2 separate regions of the Homo sapiens genome follow, and region 1 is linked to region 2. A link is a loop called in an ENCODE intact Hi-C map of the cell type or tissue named here. Cell type or tissue: PC-3. All regions are shown on one strand. Each heading gives the region's core, and the rest is flanking DNA. Links, peaks and the distances in the headings are about the cores only.

What was found. A loop is a pair of places that touch in the nucleus more often than their neighbours do. Peaks named below come from ENCODE experiments on the same cell type or tissue, not always from the same donor. Only the 100,000 strongest peaks of a DNase experiment are listed, where the experiment ranks them.
Region 1: a loop joins it to region 2, with 4 times the contacts of the local background. A loop is called at or near these places in 2 of 110 quality-filtered maps.

Annotation. Positions count from the first base shown.
Region 1 is chr5:40,327,805-40,338,030 of GRCh38, reverse strand. No RefSeq gene overlaps it. Among named protein-coding and RNA genes, the nearest start is that of LINC00604, 93 kb to the right of the region's middle. In PC-3, for the core only: no CTCF peak of the experiment used is centred there; a DNase peak (open chromatin) is centred at 4,360; H3K4me3 peaks cover 279 bases; H3K27ac peaks cover 2,128 bases.
Region 2 is chr5:40,168,793-40,179,018 of GRCh38, reverse strand. No RefSeq gene overlaps it. Among named protein-coding and RNA genes, the nearest start is that of LINC00604, 66 kb to the left of the region's middle. In PC-3, for the core only: no CTCF peak of the experiment used is centred there; DNase peaks (open chromatin) are centred at 6,088 and 6,858; H3K27ac peaks cover 2,410 bases.

The DNA of each region.
Region 1 (10,226 bases), core at 737-8,736, 160 kb before region 2:
GTGTGAATTTGATCCTATCATTATGATGTTAGCTGGTTATTTTGCCCGTTGATTGGTGCAGTTTCTTCATAGCATCGATGGTCTTTACCATTTGGCATGTTTTTGCAGTGGCTGGTACCAGTTGTTCCTTTCCATGTTTAGTGCTTCTTTCAGGAGCTCTTGTAAGGCAGGCCTAGTGGTGACAAAATCTCTAGACATTTGCCTGTCTGTAAAGGATGTTATTTCCACTTCACTTATGAAGCTTAGTTTGGCTGGATATCAGATTCTGGATTGAACATTCTTTTCTTTAAGAATGTTGAATATTGGCCCCCTCTCTCTTCTGGCTTGTAGGGTTTCCACCGAGAGATCTGCTGTTAGTCTGATGGGCTTCCCTTTGTGGGTAATCTGACCTTTCTCTCTGGCTGCCCTTAACATTTTTTTTTCATTTATTTCAACCTGGGTGAATCTGAAAATTATGTGTCTTGGGGTTGCTCTTCTTGTGGAGTATCTTTGTGGTGTTCTCTGTATTTCCTGAATTTGAATGTTGGTTTGCCTTGCTAGGTTGGGGAAGTTCTCCTGGATAATATCCTGAAGAGTGTTTTCTAACTCCCTGTCACTTTCAGGTACACCAATGAAACGTGTATTTGGTCTTTTCACATAGTCCCATATTTCTTGGAGACTTTGTTCATTTTTTTCACTCTTTTTTCTCTAATCTTGTCTTCTTGGTTTATTTCATTAATTTGATCTTCAATCACTGATACCCTTTCTTCCACTTGATTGAATTGGCTACTGAAGCTTGTGCATGCATCACGAAGTTCTTGTGCTTTGGTTTTCAGCTCCATCAGTACATTTAAGGTGTTCTCTACACTGTTTATTCTTGTTAGCCATTCGTCTAACCTTTTATCAAGGATTTTAGCTTCCTTGCGATTGGCTAGAACATGCTCCTTTAGCTCAGAGAAGTTTGTTATTACCGACCTTCTGAAGCCTACTTCTGTCAACTCGTCAAAGTCATTCCTCTGTCCAGTTTTGTTCCCTTGTTGGGGAGCAGCTGCGATCCTTTGAAGGAGAAGAGGCGCTCTGGTTTTTGGAATTTTCAGCTTTTCTGCTCTGTTTTCTACCCATCTTTGTGGTTTTATCTACCTTTGGTCTTTGATGTTGGTGACCTACAGATGGGGTTTTGGTGTGAATGTCCTTTTTGTTGATGTTGATGCTATTCCTTTCTGTTTGCTACTTTTCCTTCTAATAGTCAGGCTCTTCAGTTGAAGGTCTGTTGGAGTTTGCTGGAGGTCCCCTCCAGACCCTGTTTCCCTGGGTATCACCAGTGGAGGCTGCAGTACACCAAATATTGCTGCCTGATCCTTCCCTTGGAAGCTTCATCCCAGAGGGGCACCCACCTGTATGAGGTGTCTGTTGGCCCCTACTGGGAGTTGTCTCCCAGTCAGGCTACACGGGGGTCAGGGACCCACTTGAGGAGGCAGTCTGTCCGTTCTCAGAGCTCGAACACCATGCTGGGAGAACCACTGCTCTCTTCAGAGCTGTCAGAGAGGGAAGTTTAAGCCTGCAGAGACTGTCTTTCTTTTGTTTAGCTATGCTCTGCCACAGAGGTCGAATCTAGATAGGCAGTAGGCCTTGCTGAGCTGCAGTGGACTCTGCCCAGTTTGAGCTTCCTGGCCACTTTGTGAGCATAAAACCGCCAACTCAAGCCTCAGCAATGGTGGACACCCCTTCCCTTGCCAATCTGCAGCATTGCAGGTCAATCTCAGACTGCTGTGCTAGCGGTGAGAAAGGCTTTGTGAGCGTGTGACCTGCCGATCCAGGCACAGGAGGGGATCTCCTGGTCTGTTGGTTGCTAAGACTGTGGGAAAAGTGCAGTATTTGGGCAGGAGTGTATCATTCCTCCAGGTGCAGTCTGTCATGTCTTCCCTTGGCTAGGAAAGGGAAATCCCCCAACTCCTTGTGCTTCCTCTATGAGGAGACACACTGCCCTGCTTCAGTTTGCCCTCCATTGTCTGCACCCACTGTCCAACTAGCCGCAGTGAGATGAACCATGTACCTCAGTTGGAAATGCAGAAATCACCCATCTGTGTCGATCTCTCTGGGAGTAGCAGACCAGAGCTGGTCCTATTTGGCCATCTTGGAAGCCTCCCTGTTGTTCTTTTTTTTTTTTTTTAGAGATGGGGTCTTATTATTTTGCCCCAGCTGAATTTTTACCTCTGGGTTCAGACAATCTTCCTGCCTCAGCCTCCTGAATAGCTGGGACTATAGTCATTCACTACCACACCCAACTCAATTTTGGAAGTTTTTAAAGTGCATTATCACTTTAAATATTTTTCTGCATCAAACTTTCTTTCCTTTTGGGATTCGGATGATGTGAATAGTAGGTCTTTTAATATTTTGCCACAAGTCTCTAAGATTCTGTTTATTGTATTTTTCTAGAATAAAATTTTGTTGTTCAGATAATTTCAAGTTTACTGATTCTTTCCTCTGTGATGACCATCCTCTATTGAGTCCATCCAGTGAGTTGCTATTTTGATTGTTGTATTTTTTTTAGTTCTAAAATTTTCATTTCATTCTTTTTTAATATTTAAGATTTTTGCAAACATAAGGTGTAATAAATTACATGTCCAAACCTATTCAAATCCTGCCCTGTTTGTGTCTACAAGTTCTAGTACTGCTGCTTTGGAAATCCAACTACCACCACCATTGGGTTTGCCAGCAGAATTATCTGAAGCAGCAGAAAGGTGCCCTCTTTCTCATTCTGTTGCCCAAGTCTTAATCCCATCTGGATCTAAATCATATTTTAAAATTCAGCTGCAAGCAGTCTGAGAAATGTCATTTTGTTTTAGTTTCCTGTTTCTGCATTATAGAAAGGCATAAGGAAAAGGGCTGTAAGGTTGTTGAGGTAGTTGCTCTGCAATGTCTGCCTTAGACATATAGGTGGTAGAAAGATGAATGGAAATGCCAGAATTCTTCATCCTATGAATAATGATATCATAAGTGTCATCAACCTCACATTTTGAATACTGCTTTTTTGATGATGTGTCTTTTTTGCATTAGTGAGTTAAACTCCTATCTTGAAATTGTTTCCAGAGCTTGTGTTTTCTCCTTTGAATAGTATTGATTATAATAATATTGTGATGATGAATGATCTGTTGTGCTTGAATAGTGGAAACAGTATTAAATACAGTCATGTATTGCATTACAGCATTTTGGTCAACAATGAACTGCTTACACTAAAGTGGTTGAATAAGATTATAACAGAGCTGAATAATTGCTATCACCTAGTGACACTGTAGCCATCCAAATGTAGTAGGGCAAGGCACTACTCACATGTTTATAGTGATGCTGGTGTAAACAAACCTACTGTGCTGCCAGGAATATATAAGTGTAGCACATACAGTTATGCATAGTACATAATACTTGGTAATGATAATAAACAACTATGTTACTGGTTTATGTTTTATTATATTATACTTTTTATTGTAATTTTAGAGTGCATTTCTTCTACTTATTAAAATCAAAAAAGCTAACTGTAAAACAGCCTCAGGCAGCTCCTTCGGGAGGTATTCCAGAAGAAGGCATTGTTATCATAGGAGATGACAGCTCCATGCATGTTACTACCTGTGAAGACCTTCCAGTTGGACAAGATTTGGAAGTGGAAGACAGTGATATTAATGATCCTGATCCCCTGTAAGCCCAGACTAATGTGTGTGTTTGTGTCTTAGTTTTTAGCAAAAAAGTTTAAAAAGTAAAAAAAAATGCCTAATAATAGAAAAACCTTATAGAATAAGTATATAAAGGAAAAAAGTGTTCGTGTTTTAAGCTAAGTGTAGTTATGAGAGAGTTAAAAAGTTAAAAAATTACGAAGTCTATGAAGAAAAAATTACAGTAAGCTAAGGTTAATTTACTACTGAAGAAAACTAAAAAGAATAAATTTAGCATAGCCTAAGTGTGCACAGTTTAAACATTACTGACACTACTGTAGTGTACAGTATTGTCCTAAGCCTTCATTCATTACTCACTCACAAATTCACCCAAGCCAATACTAGTTCTGTAACCTCCATTCATGGTAAGTGCTCTATTCAGGTATATCATTTTTAATATTTTATAACCTATATTTACTGTACTTTTTCTGTATTGAGCTATGTGTAGATACACACAAATACCATTTTGTTACAACTACCTACAAAATTCAGTTCAATCGCATGCTGTACAGATTTGCAGCCTATGAGCAATACCCTAGGAGCATAGTAGGCTACACAATCTAGGTTTATGTAGGTACACTCTGCGATGTTCACATGACAAAATAGCCTAACAACACATTTCTCAGAATATGTCCCTGTGCTTAAATGACTCATGACTGTAATAGTGAATCCAGTAGGTTGTTAAGCTGAGTAAAACCATTTATATTAAAAACATTCACTCTCAGCTAGAGCATTGTCATAGTGAAGAAAATAGTCCTGTGTGGCAGTTCCTGCCAAGTGCCTCACCCCAGACTTCCTGCAATGCCTCAATCATTAACTCAGTTATTTTTTGAACATTTAACATGCACAATGACTATGCACAATGTTATAACATTTAGAATTTATATTTATGTATTGCTTTATCACTCTTTTACAATGTGCCTTTCCGTTTATTTTATCTCATGTAATATTCACAACCAGTTTATTTTTCAAAAGAAACTGAGACCTAAAGACTTTACTAAGAATACTCACCAAAATGAATATGCTCCATTGGTTATTTGATTTTGTCAAATGTATTCACTATGATCAATGCCATTCATATTCTAAAATTTAATAAATTTTGTCTTTACTTGTTATTTTTTGATATACATGGTATTTGAATTATGTGGAAATGAGAACATTCTGATAAAGATCTTGTTACTTTCCTATGAATCAGAGGGGAAATGCTGTATTTTATAAGTAACGGCTATTATCCTCCAATGTTGAACAGCTTCCTCTAAAATATTTCTATAAAAATGGTACCTTACATTTCATCTTGCTCAAAATGCATTGGATAATATATTTCTCCCATTCAACAATGAGTCTACTTTATAAGTCACACACAAAACAGTTCATTATTTAGTGTTACACTCATAAATTTAGTCATGACAAAGTTGCCAGTGCTATATAATTTTATTTGGCTTAGATTATAAAGATTTTATATGTCATTGAATCCATCTATATTCTTTTGTCTTTTTGCGTTTCTTTTACTCACATAATCTATCAAAAGGGACAAAATATGATTGAGTGTTTATGTAATTCATAATTTTATATTTTGAAAAATTCTAACTTTTTCTAACCAAATATTTAAAAATGAAATTTATCTGCATACCAATCATCATATCTCTGAAACATTCTAATGGATTTTTCACAAAATAATTTTTTAAACCTAAAAGTTGATATAGTTCTGATTAAACAGTTTGTTAGCTTTCTTTTCTTGGTGTAAATCACCAAAATAAAGAGTCAAGGACATATGTTTCTCTCTCTCTTCCCATCCATCCATCCATCCATCCATCCCTCCCTCCCTCCCTCCCTCTCATTTAATCCATCACCCAGTTTTTACTTTTGTGGTGATTTGTGGCATTCTAGATGTTATTGAGGAACCAATGGTTATAAAATAGAAGATAGAGTTAAAGCAAGATAAATATGGCCTGAGAAAGACTCCATACTTCTATATTTGAGTCCTTGTGGATGAACTGTAACCTATCTTAATAGTCAGACACAATTGAAAACCTAACTTAATAGTAGGCACCTGTAACAATGGCTGAGTGTTGGCCAATCCCAGTGGCTATACCACTCATAGACTGCTGAATGTTCAAACTGCATTCAAATAAGGCAAACACCAAGCTGTAACCAATCTCACTGTTTCTGTACCTAATTTCCGATTCCTGTTTGTCACTTTAACTTTTTTGTCTATAAATTTGTTCTGACCACAAGGACCACGAGGCACCCCTGGAGTCTCTGTGAATCTGCTGTGATTCTGGGGGCTGCCCGATTTGCAAATCTTTCATTGCTTAATTAAACTCCTTTAAATTAATTTGGCTGAAGTTTTTCTTTTCTCAGATGGTGTCAGGAGTAGGATCCGAAGTGGAGCTTCCAGTGACCCCCAGAAGTGCTGAGTGAACACTCAAGATACCTGCAGGACTCACTTGTGTCCATTGATCTCTCAGAGCAGCTGGGGATCACGGTTAAGCTCCCTCTCAGATTTTGGAGCTCCACGGATTTGCGTTTTGAGCTCTCCGAGTTTCTTTGAGCAGATTTCTGATCCAAACTGGGTTTAGAGTTGTGACAGAAACTGGACTGGGTCCAAGAATGGATTTGATCTGGGAATTAACTGGTTTGAATCCAGTTAGAGGCCTCTTATATCTGACTAGGTCAGAAAGGAACTGGTAGTAAGCAGTATTTTGCAGGGTTTATAAAATTTGTCTTTTGAAAATTCACAGGAATTTTTCTGTTCTACCCCTTTTTTTCATTTTTCTTGTGCGCTTAGGTAGGAAAAAAACAATCATTGGCTAAGTTAATCAAGAGAACCTGAGAGTAAAGTCAATATTTTAGGTAAAAATGGGATCCTTAATTTCTGGAAAACTGAGTTCCTTCTGGCTTATACATTAGGTCTGGGAGGCAGCGAAGTCTTACAGAAACACCAAAATATTACTAAAGATAACTCACAGTGGAACATCAGAATGAACAACAATGCATTGAAGTACATTTGAAAATGAGGGCTCTCAGTAAAGTTCCTTTTGGCTAAGAATGGGTTTGGCACTACAGCATGTCAACTGCTATTCTCCTTGGAATAATCTGCCTTGCGCTCTTTCCTGACGGCTGCAGGTGACAGGATTAGGAATGTACAGGATTGTGGGACATAGGGAGCTTTTTCCTCCCTAAAAGGGGAAACATGAGAGATGATGACACTGCTGGAAAAGATCCCTTTGCTATAAAAAAGCAGCCACCTGAACTTTTCAGTGTCGCTGGAATGGGGGGTGATCTTCTCTGGCCTTTTTGCCTTCCCCACCCTGCCACAGGCAATGCTTTTCTCTCTCTCCTTTCCCTTTCTTATCTTGCCTATTGCTCAGGGCAACCATCTTGCCCAGAGACCACATGTTGAAACTCATGGTCAGAGGTTGGATTAATGATGATGGGGCCCAACCAGGGGCAAACTTAAGCCTTGCCAGTTTGATATTAAGTGCTAAGCAGAGTGGCTAATGTCTATGTTTTATCACACATATTTTACTCTGGCCAGAACAAAAAAATATAATTTTCCTTTATCATGCAGCTTGGCCCCATTGCAATGATACAGCAAGCTGAGTCACTAGGGCCGCTCAGGGAAAGGGAACCCAGAAGCCTGGCATGCTGGCAAAAGGGTAAGAATTTCTTACCAGTCAGATTTTTGGTTTCTCTCTCTCTGTACAGTTGAATGAATGGTAAAAATCACTGTTTATCTCTTCTGTAAGGTTTTGATTAATGTTGAAAAGAATTCTGAGGCTAGTCTTAAACTGATGTATTTGTACTATGAATTTGTTTTTCTGGGTTGAGGGGTACCTTAGGATAAAACATAGGCTTAGGCCCTCATAAGCTTGCTGCTCCAGACGGCCCAGCAAGCTGGTCAATAACAAACTTTCCTGCAAGTCCCTGAAACAAACAAAAAAACTAGATAGGGTCTCTGTCTTGTTTTAGGTCCTTGGGAACTTGACCTTATGACCACATGACAGTATTTTCTCTTGGATTCCACCTTCCAGGGAACAGGAATTTTGGGGTTTATGTCATAGTTAGCTCTAAAAATTATCTCGAGTAGTTAAAAGCCTTTGCAATTTCAAAAGGAACTACTCTATAGACTCCTGGGAAGGACAGTCGAGACTGCCCTGTGCTGTAGCTCAGTATCTAAGATTTTGGCCTTTCACACTGGTGGTCTGGGTTTGATTTCCTGCTTAGGAAGTAAGTCCTTTTTTGGTTTAATATCTGCATAACCTTGTCTTGTCTCTTCTCCACTATAAACTATCTTAAATTGTCTTTTCTCTGATCACCTGGGAGGTTACCTTTGACATTTTCTTTTGAAAATTCACTGGCCTGGCTAAAATCGGGTGGTAAGAAATTTTAAAAGGACTTTATTGAAGAGTGCTATGGTTAAAAGTCAGCTTAATTAAAAGTGGATATTCAAGCTCTAACAGCCTGGACGCCTTGGGAAAAACAGGAGGCAACTGAAACCCCTTTCCTGGCCCTGTTCTTCCAAGGGCTCCACCCTAAAGCCAATAACCAATTAAGAAACTTAAAAACCAGCAAATGAAACATTTTACAACTACTGAAGTAATCTTCTTCTGTCTGTGTAATTATATATGTGTTGTGTGTAATGTTTATATAAAAGAGCACTAATTAATTAATTGGCTTAAATAAAAATAAGCGCTTAAATCAAATATTTTGAAAACAAAATAAAAACTGTAATTCCTTTTAGTTTATGTAACTTTAGTAATCTTTAGGAAATAAAAACAGCTTTAAAGATTATTGATAAAATGAATACATTTTTGTCTAAATTATGCAGGTCAAATATTAGGTTTGCTAACTGCTTTTAGGTCGTCATAAACTGCTTTGACTTTTGAAAATTGTTCAATTTATTTTGGAGGCATTAAGTTCTAAATAAGACCAGGAGATATATGGAATTAGCCATGCCCCCTAGCTATGCAAAGAATGTTATAAAGAAAAGAGATTTTATATAAGAAAGGATGTTATACGGTAAATTCTTGTCCTAAAGTAAAATGACTAGTTGTTTAAAAAGGGGGATGTTTAAGGCAAGTCAGAATATCTAAACATGTTGTACATGGTCTATGTAAGTTGTGAAAGAATTTATGAAAAGAAGTTCATGCCAGAAATGTTGTATAATTTAAAGGTGATTAGGCCTCCCAAATGCTTCATAAAATGCCACTATGACTCTTAACTGTACAGATGCCTGTTTTACAGCTAGGCAAGGCATGGGACACATGGCGTTAGATGCTGGAAAGAGTCAGACCTTATCTGCATTTCTGTCTGCGTCCTAGACTCCATACCTAGTACATAATTAAAATCCCTTACTTACCAAGGTTTTCACCAAAAGTAAAAGTTTCTAAGAGTCAACATTGTAATATGTAATTGAGATTACGGAAAAAACAGGTTTACATGCAAGGTGTATAATGAGAATGAAGTGTGTTTTTTTGTAAGAGATTATAAGAAAGTATGGGAATGTAAATTTTTGCCTGGGTTAGAGGGTTAAAGGACTGTTTTAAGTTAAATGAAGTTTGAAAAATTTGTGGAAGGTTTATAACAGCTAATTATAAGAGATTCTATGTGTGAACATATTGGCTAAAGTTAAAATGGCATTATTCAGGATTTTTTTTTCATAAATTGGACATTGGAATAGAGAAGCACAACAGAGTTTTCATAGAACATTGTACTGCTCTGAGAAAAAATTGTAAAGGGCTATAAAAGATTTATAAAAATCTTACCTTATGGTTAAACTAATTAAAACTGAATAGATTTATAAAAAGTTATTAAAAAACTAGCTTTAACATTAAAAATACGCTAATGGAAACATAAAATTTGGCCTTTTAAAAAGGATTTTTATGTAATATTAAAAGATAACAAAAGGTTTTTGTTTACCTCTTAAGTAAACTATAAAAGAAAAAGGGGAGCAGGGAAAGAAAAGAGAGTCAGTTGGCTTTATGCTGTCTTCATTGGGTCTTGTTTGGAAAGCTGAGACTCCTGTCTCTCAGAATAATGTTTTTTACTTAAAAAAAATTTTGAGTTATCATTTTGCCTAATGAATGACTTATGGTCCTAAGATTCTATTTTGTAATATCCAATGTTTTTAAGACTTTGGTATTTAACAAACCTTTCAAAATCAAGCTTGAGATTATCATGCTTAATCAGCCAATATTAAAATTGTTTAAATATACAATTTGAATGAACTCCATGGTCTAAGTCAAATTACCTGTGATAACCCATTAGTTATCAGTGCTATGCACCTAAATTGGAGAAACAACTGCTATTCAAGAGGACATAAGTTCAATGTTAAGCACAGACTCTGGAACAACCAGGACAGCCACGCTTGTCCTTTTTGAGTCCTTAAAGCTTTTGTTATTAAAGGTTCTGCATTCCATGACTCATCATGGAAAAGATAAAATAATCCAAACTGAATATATTGATGTGGTGACTTATAAATTGCAGAAATAGTTTAAAACCAATGTTCAGTTCCATATTCCTGGGAAGACAATCAAAGCT
Region 2 (10,226 bases), core at 1,511-9,510:
CCTGTAATCCCAGCTACATGGGAGGCTGAGGCAGGAGAATCCCTTTAACCCAGGAGGCAGAGGTTACAGTGAGTCAAGATCACACCATTGCACTCCAGCCTGGGTGACAGTGTGAGACCCTGTCTCAACAAACAAACATACAAACAAACAAACAAACCCAGCTCCTGGATTCATTGATTTTTTTAAAGGGTTTTTCGTGTCTCTATCTCCTTCAGTCCTTCTCTGATCTTTATTATTTCTTGTCTTCTGCTAGCTTTTGAATTTGTTTTCTCTTGCTTCTCTAGTTCTTTTAATTGTGATGTCAAGATGTTGATATTAGATCTTTTCCACTTTCTCCTGTGGGAATTTAGTGCTATAAATTTCCCTCTAACCACTGCTTTAGCTGTGTCCCAGAGATTCTGGTACATTGTGTCTTTGCTCTCATTGGTTTCAAAAAACTTATTTACTTCTGCCTTAATTTTGTTATTTACCCAGTAGTCATTCAGGAGCAGGTTGTTCAGTTTCCATGTAGTTGTGCAGTTTTGAGTGAGTTTCTTAATCCTGAGTTCTAGTTTGATTGCACTGTAGTCTGAGAGACTGTTGTGATTTCTGTTCTTTTGCATTTGCTGAAGTGTTTTACTTCCAATTATGTGGTTAATTTTAGAATAAGTGCTATGTGATCTGTGATCAGGGGTCTTTGATGCTACTGTTTTAATTGTTTTGGAGTGCTACAAACCACACCTATATAAGATGGCAAACTTGATAGACAAATATTGCATGTGTTCTGACTGCTCCACTGATATGTCATTCCCTTGTCTTTCTCCCTGTCCTCTGGCCTCCCTATTCCCTGAGACAAAACAGAATGTAAATTAGACCACTTAATAACTCTACAATGGCCTCTAAGTACACAAGTGGAAGGAAGCCTTATACATCTCTCACTTTAAATCAAAAGCTAGAAATGATTAAGCTTATTGAGGAAGGCATGTTGAAAGCTACAGCAGGACAAAAACTAGGCCTTTTGCACCAGTTAGCTAAGTTGTTAATGTAAAGAAAGAGTTCTTGAAGGAAATTGAACATGCACATCATGTGGTGAACATACACATGATAAGAAAATGAAACTGATTGCTCCATATTGGTGATATGGACAAAGTTTGAGTGGTCTGGATAAAAGATTAAGCTAACCACAACATTCTCTTACGCCAAAGTCTAATCCAGAGCAAGGCCTTCACTCTCTTTTATTCTATGAAGACTAAGAGAAGTGAGAAAGCTGCAGAAGAAAAGTTGGAAGCTAGCAGTTTGGTTCATACCATTTAAGGAAAGAAGCCATCTTTATAACATAAGAGTGAAAAGTGAAGCAGCAAGTTCTGTTGTAGAAGCTACTGCAAATGTCCAAAAAGATCTAGCTAAGATCATGGATGAAGGTGGCTACACTAAACAACAGATTTTCAATGTGCACAAAACAGCCTTCCATTATAAAAAGATGCCATCTAGGCCTTTTATAGCTACAGAGGTCAGTGTCTCCTTTCAAAACTTCAAAAAACAGGCTGACTCTCTTGTTAGGGTTAATGCAGCTGGTGACTTTTAAGTTTAAGCCAGTGCTCATTTGGCTTTAACTTAAAGCCAAACTCATTCTGAAAATTGTAGGCTCCTTAAGAATTATGCTAAATCTTCTTTTCCTATGCACTGTAAATGAAATCACGAAACCCAGATGGCAGCACATCTGATTATAGCTTGATCTGTTGAATATTTTAAGCCCACTGTTGAGACCTACTGCTCAGTAAAAAAAGATTCATTTTCAAATATCACTGCTCATTGACAATGCATCTGGTCATCCAAGAGCTCTGATGGAGATGGACATGAAAATTAATGTTGTTTTTGTGCCTGCCAATTCTCATGGATCAAGGGGTAATTTCAACTTTCAAGTCTTATTATTTAAGAAATACTTTTTGTAAGGCTGTAGCTATCATAGAAAGTGGTTTCTCTGATGGATCTGGGCAAAGTAAATTGAAAACCTTCTGTGAAGGATTCACCATTCTAGATGCCATTAAGAACATTCATGATTAATGGGAGGAGGTCAAAATGTCAACATTAACAGGAGTTTGGAAGAAGTTGATTCTAACCCTCATAGATGACTTTGAAGGGTTCAAGACTTCCGTGGAGGAAGTAATTGCAGATGTGGTGGAAATTACAAGAGAATTATAAGTGGGGTCTGCAGATGTGACCAAATTGCTACAATCTCATGATAAAACTTGAACAGATAAGGAGTTGTTTCTTATGGATGAATAAATAAAGTGGTTTCTTGAGATGGAATCTACTTCTTGTGAAGATCTTATGAACATTGTTGAAAGGACATCAAAAAATTAGTTGATCAAGCAGTGGCAGGATTTGAGAAGATTAACTCCAGTTTTGAAACAGTAGGTGAAATGCTGCTATCAGATAGCATCACATGCTACAAAAAATCTTTCATGAAAGGAAGGATCAATAGATGCAGTGAAGTTCACTGTTGTCTTATTTTAAGAAATTGCCACAACCACCCAAACTTTTAGCTACCATCACCCTGATCCATCAGCAGCCATCAATATCGTGGCAAGTCCCTATACCTGCAAAAAGATGACAACTTACTGAAGGCTTATATAATTGTTAGCATTTTTTGGAAATAAAGTATTTTTAATTAAGATATGTGAATTTTTAGACATAGTCTTATTACACATTTATTAGACAATAGTGTAAGTATAATTTTTATATGCACTACAAAACCAAAAAAAAAAGTGTGGCTCACTTTATTCACTTTATTGTGGTGGTCTGGAACCAAATCTACAGTATCTCCAAGGTACACCTGTACTATGAATCACTTATAATTTATAATTATATGGAATTGGTCATTTCTCCTCTGTACTGCTTATGTTGAGATTATGAGATGATAATCTTATCTGCACTTTTCTTCTGAGGGGAGAATAAAAACTTGTACAGCATGAGCACACATGTACTATCCAAATAAGGATAGTTGATATTGAAATTGATTCCATGTGTAAGTGTGCGTCATGACTAAAACTGTAACTGTATTAAGGGCACAATATGCATCTGCTACAGAAAATTAGGAATATTATACTTAAGTAGATATAGTAAATTTTAGGAATTTACACTTGAGTAGAAAATTCTTTTTGTGGGATTTTTTATTAAGATAATCATCATTACATAGCTTCTAATGTATTAGAAAAATAATAAATTATTTATGGAAATGATTTGCTAACATTATTTCAGAGCTTAGTATACACTAAAATTAATTATAGAGTTGACAAACACCAGAAATCAAAGACTTTGAGAATGCTGATAAAAACCAAACCAAAGCAATTCAAACAAACCAAAGTGTATAAATCCACCTAAATATTGAGGTTACTCCCCTTTTATGAGGTAATAGAACAATGAATTAAGATATTACAACATCTCATACTGATTGTTTTTGGTATATGTACACAAACAAATTGTTGGAGTGTCCAAATCATCAGTTTCTGTGGAGTAAATGAGGGTACAGGGAGGAACTCAGTTTTATTTTAAGAATGAATAGATCATCAGGGCTATGGCTATCCAGATTGTATGACTAGAAGAACTGGGTGGTAACTAAGTTGAGGAAGACATTAAATAAAATTCCATGACTTAACATGGAAGCTGAGGGAAAGTCAGGAAAACAAACTTCGTATCAAGAAATTGCAGAAGACTGGAAGTAGTGATGATGAGGTAAAAGTGAAAAGCAACAAGGTAAAAAGCAAAAGACCAAGGCACATATATGTAATTATTAAAAGATTAGATATCAGGCAAGGGTTGAGTCTTTACTGCCAGCATTGTTAGAGTTGGCTATATGGTATCCTATGAAGGTAAGTCTTTTGTTCCATGTGTGGTAACTGTTCAGAGTCTGATTTTTCTCTTTCATACCATAGCTGAATATGATGGAATATCTGTTTCTATGAATAGAATGTAGTGTCTTGGGTGAGAATCTTAATATCAAGGTGACTTAAGGGCCCCAGGTCTTGCTAGTAAATGAGTAACTTCATGTCTATGATATTAGATAGTATGATGATTGGATATCAAGGCTGGCTTTGTACATATACACAATCACACATGTATATATGATGATGTAGTTTGTGAACAGTCTTGAGAAGATGAACGGCAATTGAAGAGATGAGTTACAGCATAGTAGACAGATACGAGGTTTTGGTGCCAACAGTAGGCAAGTGATGAGTGAGAAAAACTGACAAAGAATTAGAGTAAGATAATGTCAGAATTAGGTCATATTGAGAAAAAATAAGATAGGGCATGATTATGAATCAGAGAACATATTGATATGCTTGCTTTTCTAGAGTATAGAAATCAGCAGTTAAGAAATGAGAAGGAAACATTCCATATTGTCAAAGTTGCTTGATATTTTTAATTTTGAGGAATTCTGAAGAGAGCATTTATAATTCTGAGTTTACAAACCGATGAGAATAATGTATCTCATTAGATATTTATTTGAAGCATGTATTGTTGAAAATAAATTTGTTATTTAATATACTTTATATGTTTAGATGAATTCTGGGTCAAGTCTTGAGAGAAAAATATCATGCCTTGGGACACTACCATGCAAGCAGGAAAGAGAGACATTTTAGAAGTCTTCAGGAGGTAAGAAATAGTAGGAGCTTCTTGAATTTTGGAAATCAGGACACAAAATAGAGGATACCCCTCTGCAGCAGAATTTTAATTCAACATCATTAATATTTTTCACACTCAAGACTTTTTTTCCCAATCAAGACTACCTTGACTTTTGTTCTACCTTGTAAATGTTTTTAGTCTATGGTTGACTCCACCCTAATGTAGCAGGACGAGCTGCTGACAAAACTCCTCAGACACCGAGTTAAAGAAGGAAGGGGTTTATTCGGCCAGGAGCATCGGCAAGACTCCTGTCTCAAGAGCCGAGCTCCCCCAGTGAGCAATTCCTGTCCCTTTTAAGGGCTCACAACTCTAAGGGGGTCCACATGAGAGGGTCGTGATCGATTGAGCAAGCAGGTGGTACGTGACAGGGGCTGCATGCACCAGTGGTCAGAGTGAAGCAGAACAGACTGGGAAGTTTCACAATGTCTTTCTATACAATGTCTGGAATCTATAGATAACATCAGTTGCTAGGTCAGGGGTCGAATTTTAACTACCAGGCTTAGGTCAGGCAGGCCCAGGCCTAGTTTCTGGTCTGGTTCCTTGGTTTCAGGTCTGGATCCTAGGCGCCGGGCTACTTGCCTTTAGTGTCGTTTCTCTTTCCTTTTCTCAGTATAAAACAATATAAAACAATTTGAGAGGGTCTGTCTCTCTTCTCTCACTAATATGGAATAAACTTTCTAAAACACTTCCTGATTACCATTCTTTAATTGTTCCTCAAAGCCTTCCTTCAAACTGCCTGGCACATAAGAGCTCTCACAATATAGCCCTTGATTACTCCAACAATTCAACCATTATTAATTCCACAAGTCTTTGCTGTGCTTTCTTTACACACTTTGAACATCTTCTTCATGTATCTGGAGCAATTTGCTAATATGTCCTTTTTTTGCTACCTTCCAAAATTTCTTTCCTAGGTTACTTTTCAAGGAGAGCTTCCTTGACCTCTCCCTTTGCCCTCAGTTGGAACAAATCAGCACCCATTTCACTGTGTCGTCAGTGTCTTGCTTATGTGGCTCCTTGACTTTGATACAGATTCCTTAAGGACAAGAACTCTGCCTCATTTATCTTTGTATTTCTATTACTTGGCACAGTAACTGGCACTACAGGCCACCCAATAAAAACTTATCAAATAAACAAATAGATTATGACCTGGCAAGAACCTATTTTGACCAACAGACAGGGCCTTCTAAAGCCTACATGTTTTGAGTTAGGAAAATCCTTAACAACCACTTTCCCTTTCCCAGAATTTGAATTAAGCCTCTATTGGAGGACTAAGGGAAGGACTGGGAGTTAAATATTACACTTCCTGCTTCTACCTTTAAAGGTCCCACATCCAAATCTCACAATGCAATCTCTCTTCTCTAAGCTATTTTTGAAGGCATTGAGTACTTTATTCTTATAGAGGTGATAGGTTGTAATGACTCATCCCAGTTCTTTCCTCCTGGTCATATTTGTAAACAGTAGTAATTTGCCTCCATTACATGGAATTCCATTCTGACAAGCACCTGGGTGAAGACTACATCTACAAGATGCCTGGTCAGATTAGGCATTCATCTTAGGACTTTAGAATGGAAATTCTCTGGCAAGCTATTGAAATGGTGTAAATCTCATACACATACCAATGTCTTTATTTGCAGTTAGTCTTGTCAATTTTGGTTCTTTAGTCCACATCAACAGGTATTAAATAAAGACCACAAAAGTGTGAAGGAAAATCACAGCAAAATAAAATTCTATTATAAGGAGTCTTAATTATTTTGCTTCATTTTACATTTTGAGGATGCTGATATTGAAGGCTAATCTGTCTTTACCCTTATTGTGATCCTTTGATTATTTTTTGACCCATTTGTTATTATCTCATTATTTAGAAACTCATTTTACATAATACCCATGGAGTATTAGTTACCCCACACTCTTCAGAATTCATTTATAGCATTTATAGCAGATGAAAAAAAGTTGCAAAAAATGAAGTAAGGTAACTGTTTTTTTATCATATTGATTGCTTATAAAAGTTAGTCAATGAAAAAATGAGCATTTCTTAGAAGAAATAAATAGATCAAGAAATATAATCAACTAAGAATTATCTTTTTTTCCCTGTCCAGTTAAGGGGAATCTGCTATTTTTTCATAGTCCAGTCTCTATTAGTAAATCAAGAGGCTTAGTCATGAAGCGATGAGACTTTCCTCTATTACATCCTGTTGAATTATTAGTCACCATTCCCTGAGTCAATTACATTCTTTATTTCTCCTGACATGGATCACCTACAAGTGTTGGTGAAGAAGAACTCGTACTTTCAATCAGTTATTTTGTTGGTTTTATAGAGATATCCAATTACTGAGTTTTTATTTTATAGCATATTGTAAAAAGGATATGTAAAAGATAAAGTTGTTATCCTATAAAGATAATTTTCTCTCTTTTAGTCTATTCTTTTTTAAAAAAATCAGATTTTATTTTAGATTCAGGGGTACATGTGCAGGTTTGGTACATGTGTAGCATATTGCATGACGCTGAGGTTTGGGGTATGATTGATTCTGTCACCCAGGTAGTGAGCATAGTACCCAATAGGTAGGGTACTGTGGTAGTTTTTCAACCCCTACTCACCTTCCTCTCTTCCCTCTCTATTAGTCTCCAGTGTCTATCATTCCCATCTTTAGTCCCTGCGTGCTCAATGTTTAGTTCCCACTTATAAGTGAAAACATGTGGAAACTGGTTATCTGTTTCTGCAGTAATTCACTTAGGATAATGGCCCCCACATGCATCTGCGTTGTTACAAAAGACATGATTTTGTTCTTTTTTATAGCTGTGTAGTGTTCCATGGTGTATATGCACCACATGTTTTAAATCCAATATACCATTAATGGGCACCTAGGTTGATTCCATGTCTTTGCTATTGTGAATAGTGCTGTGATGAACGAGTACATGTGTAATTTTGGAACAATAATTTATTTTCTTTTGGGCATATACTCAGAAAAAGAATTGCTCAGTCAAATTGTAGTTCTACTTTTAGTTCTTTGAGAAACCTCCAAACTGCTTTTCACAGTGGGTGAACTCATTTACATTCCCACCAACAGTGTATAGGCATTCCCTTTTCTCCACAACCTCAACAACTTCTGTTATTTTTTGACTTTTTAACAAAAGCCATTTTGACTAGTGTGAGATAGATAGTATCTCATGGTTTTGATTTGCATTTCTCTGATGATTAGTGATATGGCGTATTTTTTTTCATATGATTGTTGGCCACTTCTGTGTCTTCTTTTGGGAAGTGTTTGTTCATGTTCTTTGCCATTTTTTTAATTGTCTGTTATACACCAATAACAGACAATTATTTGTTTTGTCTTTGTTGAGTTATTTATGCTCCCTACAGATTCTGGATATATTAGACTTTTGTCAGATGCATAGTTTGTGAATATTTTCTCCTGTTCTATAAGTGGTCTGTTCACTGTGTTGACAGTTTCTCTTTCTATGCAGAAGTTCATTAGTTTAATTACGTGCTACTCGTCAATTTTTGTTTTTGTTGGAATTGCTTTTTGGGACTTAGTCATAAATTCTTTGCCAAAGCAGATGTCTAGAAGAGTATTTCTTAGGCATTCTTCTAGGACTTTTACAGTGTGAGGTCATACGGTTAAGTCTTTAATCCACCTTAAGTTAATTTTTATGTGTGGTGGTTGGTAGGGGTCCAGGTTCATTCTTTTGCATATGGCTAGCTAGTTATCCCAGCATCATGTAGTGAATAGGGAGTCCTTTTACCATTGCTTATTTTTGTTTACTTTGTCAAAGGTCAGCTAGTTGTAGGTGTATGGCTTTATTTCTGGGTTTTCTATTCTTTTCCATCAGTCTATGTGTCTGTTTTTGTACCAGTACCATGCTGTTTTGGTTATGGTAACTTTGTAGTATAGTTTGAAGTTGGGTAATGTGCTGCCTCCTCAACTTTGTTCTTTTTGCTTGGGATTGCTTTGGCTATTTGGGCTCTTTTTTTGGTTGTTCCATATGAATTTTGGAACAGATTTTTTTTTTTCTAATTCTGTGAGAAATGATGTTGGTAGTTTGAGAGGAATAGCAGTGAATCTGCAAATAGCTTTGGGCAGTCAGGCTATTTTAATGATGTTGATTCTTCCAATCCATGACCATGAACTGTTTTTCCATCTGTGCCTTCTCTGATTTCTTTGAGCAGTGTTTTATAGGTCTCCCTGTAGAGATCTTTCGCCTCCTTGGTTAGATGTATTTGTAGGTTGTGTGTGTGTGTGTGTGTGTGTGTGTGTGTGTGTCTGTGTCTGTGTGTCTATTGTAAATGGGGCTGTGTTCTTGATTTGGTTCTTGGCTTTAGTGTATTGCTGTATAGAAATGCTACTGATTTTTGCACATTGATTTTGTATCCTGAAACTTTATGAAAGTTATTTACTGTTCTAGCAGCCTTTTGATGGAGCCTTCACAGTTTTCCAAGTATAGAACCATCTTGTCATGGAAGAGAGATAACTTCTTTTTTCCCCAATTTGGAGGTATTTTCTTTCTTTCTCTTGCCTGATTGCTCTTTCCAGGACTTTCAGCACTATATTAAATAGGAGGGGCGAGAGTCTGTATACTTGTCTTGTTCTGGTTCTTAAGGGGAATGCTTTCAGCTTCTGCCCATTGAGTATGATGTTAGCTGTGGGTTTGTAATAGATGTCTCTTACTGTTTCGAGTTACGTTTCTTCAATGCCTAGTTTGTTGAGAGCTTTTATCATGAAAGAATGTTGGATTTTATCAAGCACTTTTTCTGTATCTATTTAGATGATTATGTGTTTTTTGTTTTCAATTCTCTTTATGTGGTAAATCACGTTTGTTGATTTGTGCATATTGAACCAAGCTTGCATCCCAGGAATAAAGCCTACTTGACTGTGGTGAATTAAGTTTTTCACGTGCTGCTGTATTCAGTTTACTAGTATTTTGTTGAGAATTTTTGTGTCTATATTCATCAAGGATATTAGCCGGTAGTTTTCTTTTTTCATTATGTCTTTGACAGAATTTGGTTCAGGATGATGGTAGTTTCATAGGATGAGTTAGGGAGGAATTCCTTCTCCTCAATTTTTTGGAATAGATTCAGGGACTCTTCTTTGTACATCTGGTAGAATTCAGCTGTGGATCCATCTGGTTCAGGGCTTTCTTTTGTTTGGTAGGATTTTATTATTATTATTATTGATTCCATTTCAGAACTCATATTGTTCTGTTCAGGGTTTTAATTTCTTCCTGATTCAATCTTGGGAGATTTCATGTTTCCAGAAATTTACCCATTTCCTCTAGATTTCCTAGTTTGTGTGCATGCAGGTGTTTATAATAGTCTCAAGATCTTTTTTATTTCTCAGGGATTACCTGTCATGTCACCTTTGTCATTTCTGATTGTGCTTATTTGGATCTTCTCTCTTGTTTCTTTATTAATTTAGCTAGCAATCCATTGATCATGTTTATCCTTTCAGAGAAGGAACTTTTGGTTTTGCTGATCCTTTGTATAGATTTTTCAGGTCTCAATTTCATTCAGTTCTGCTCTGATTTTAGCTATTTCTTTTATTCTGCTAGCTTTGGGGTTAGTTTAT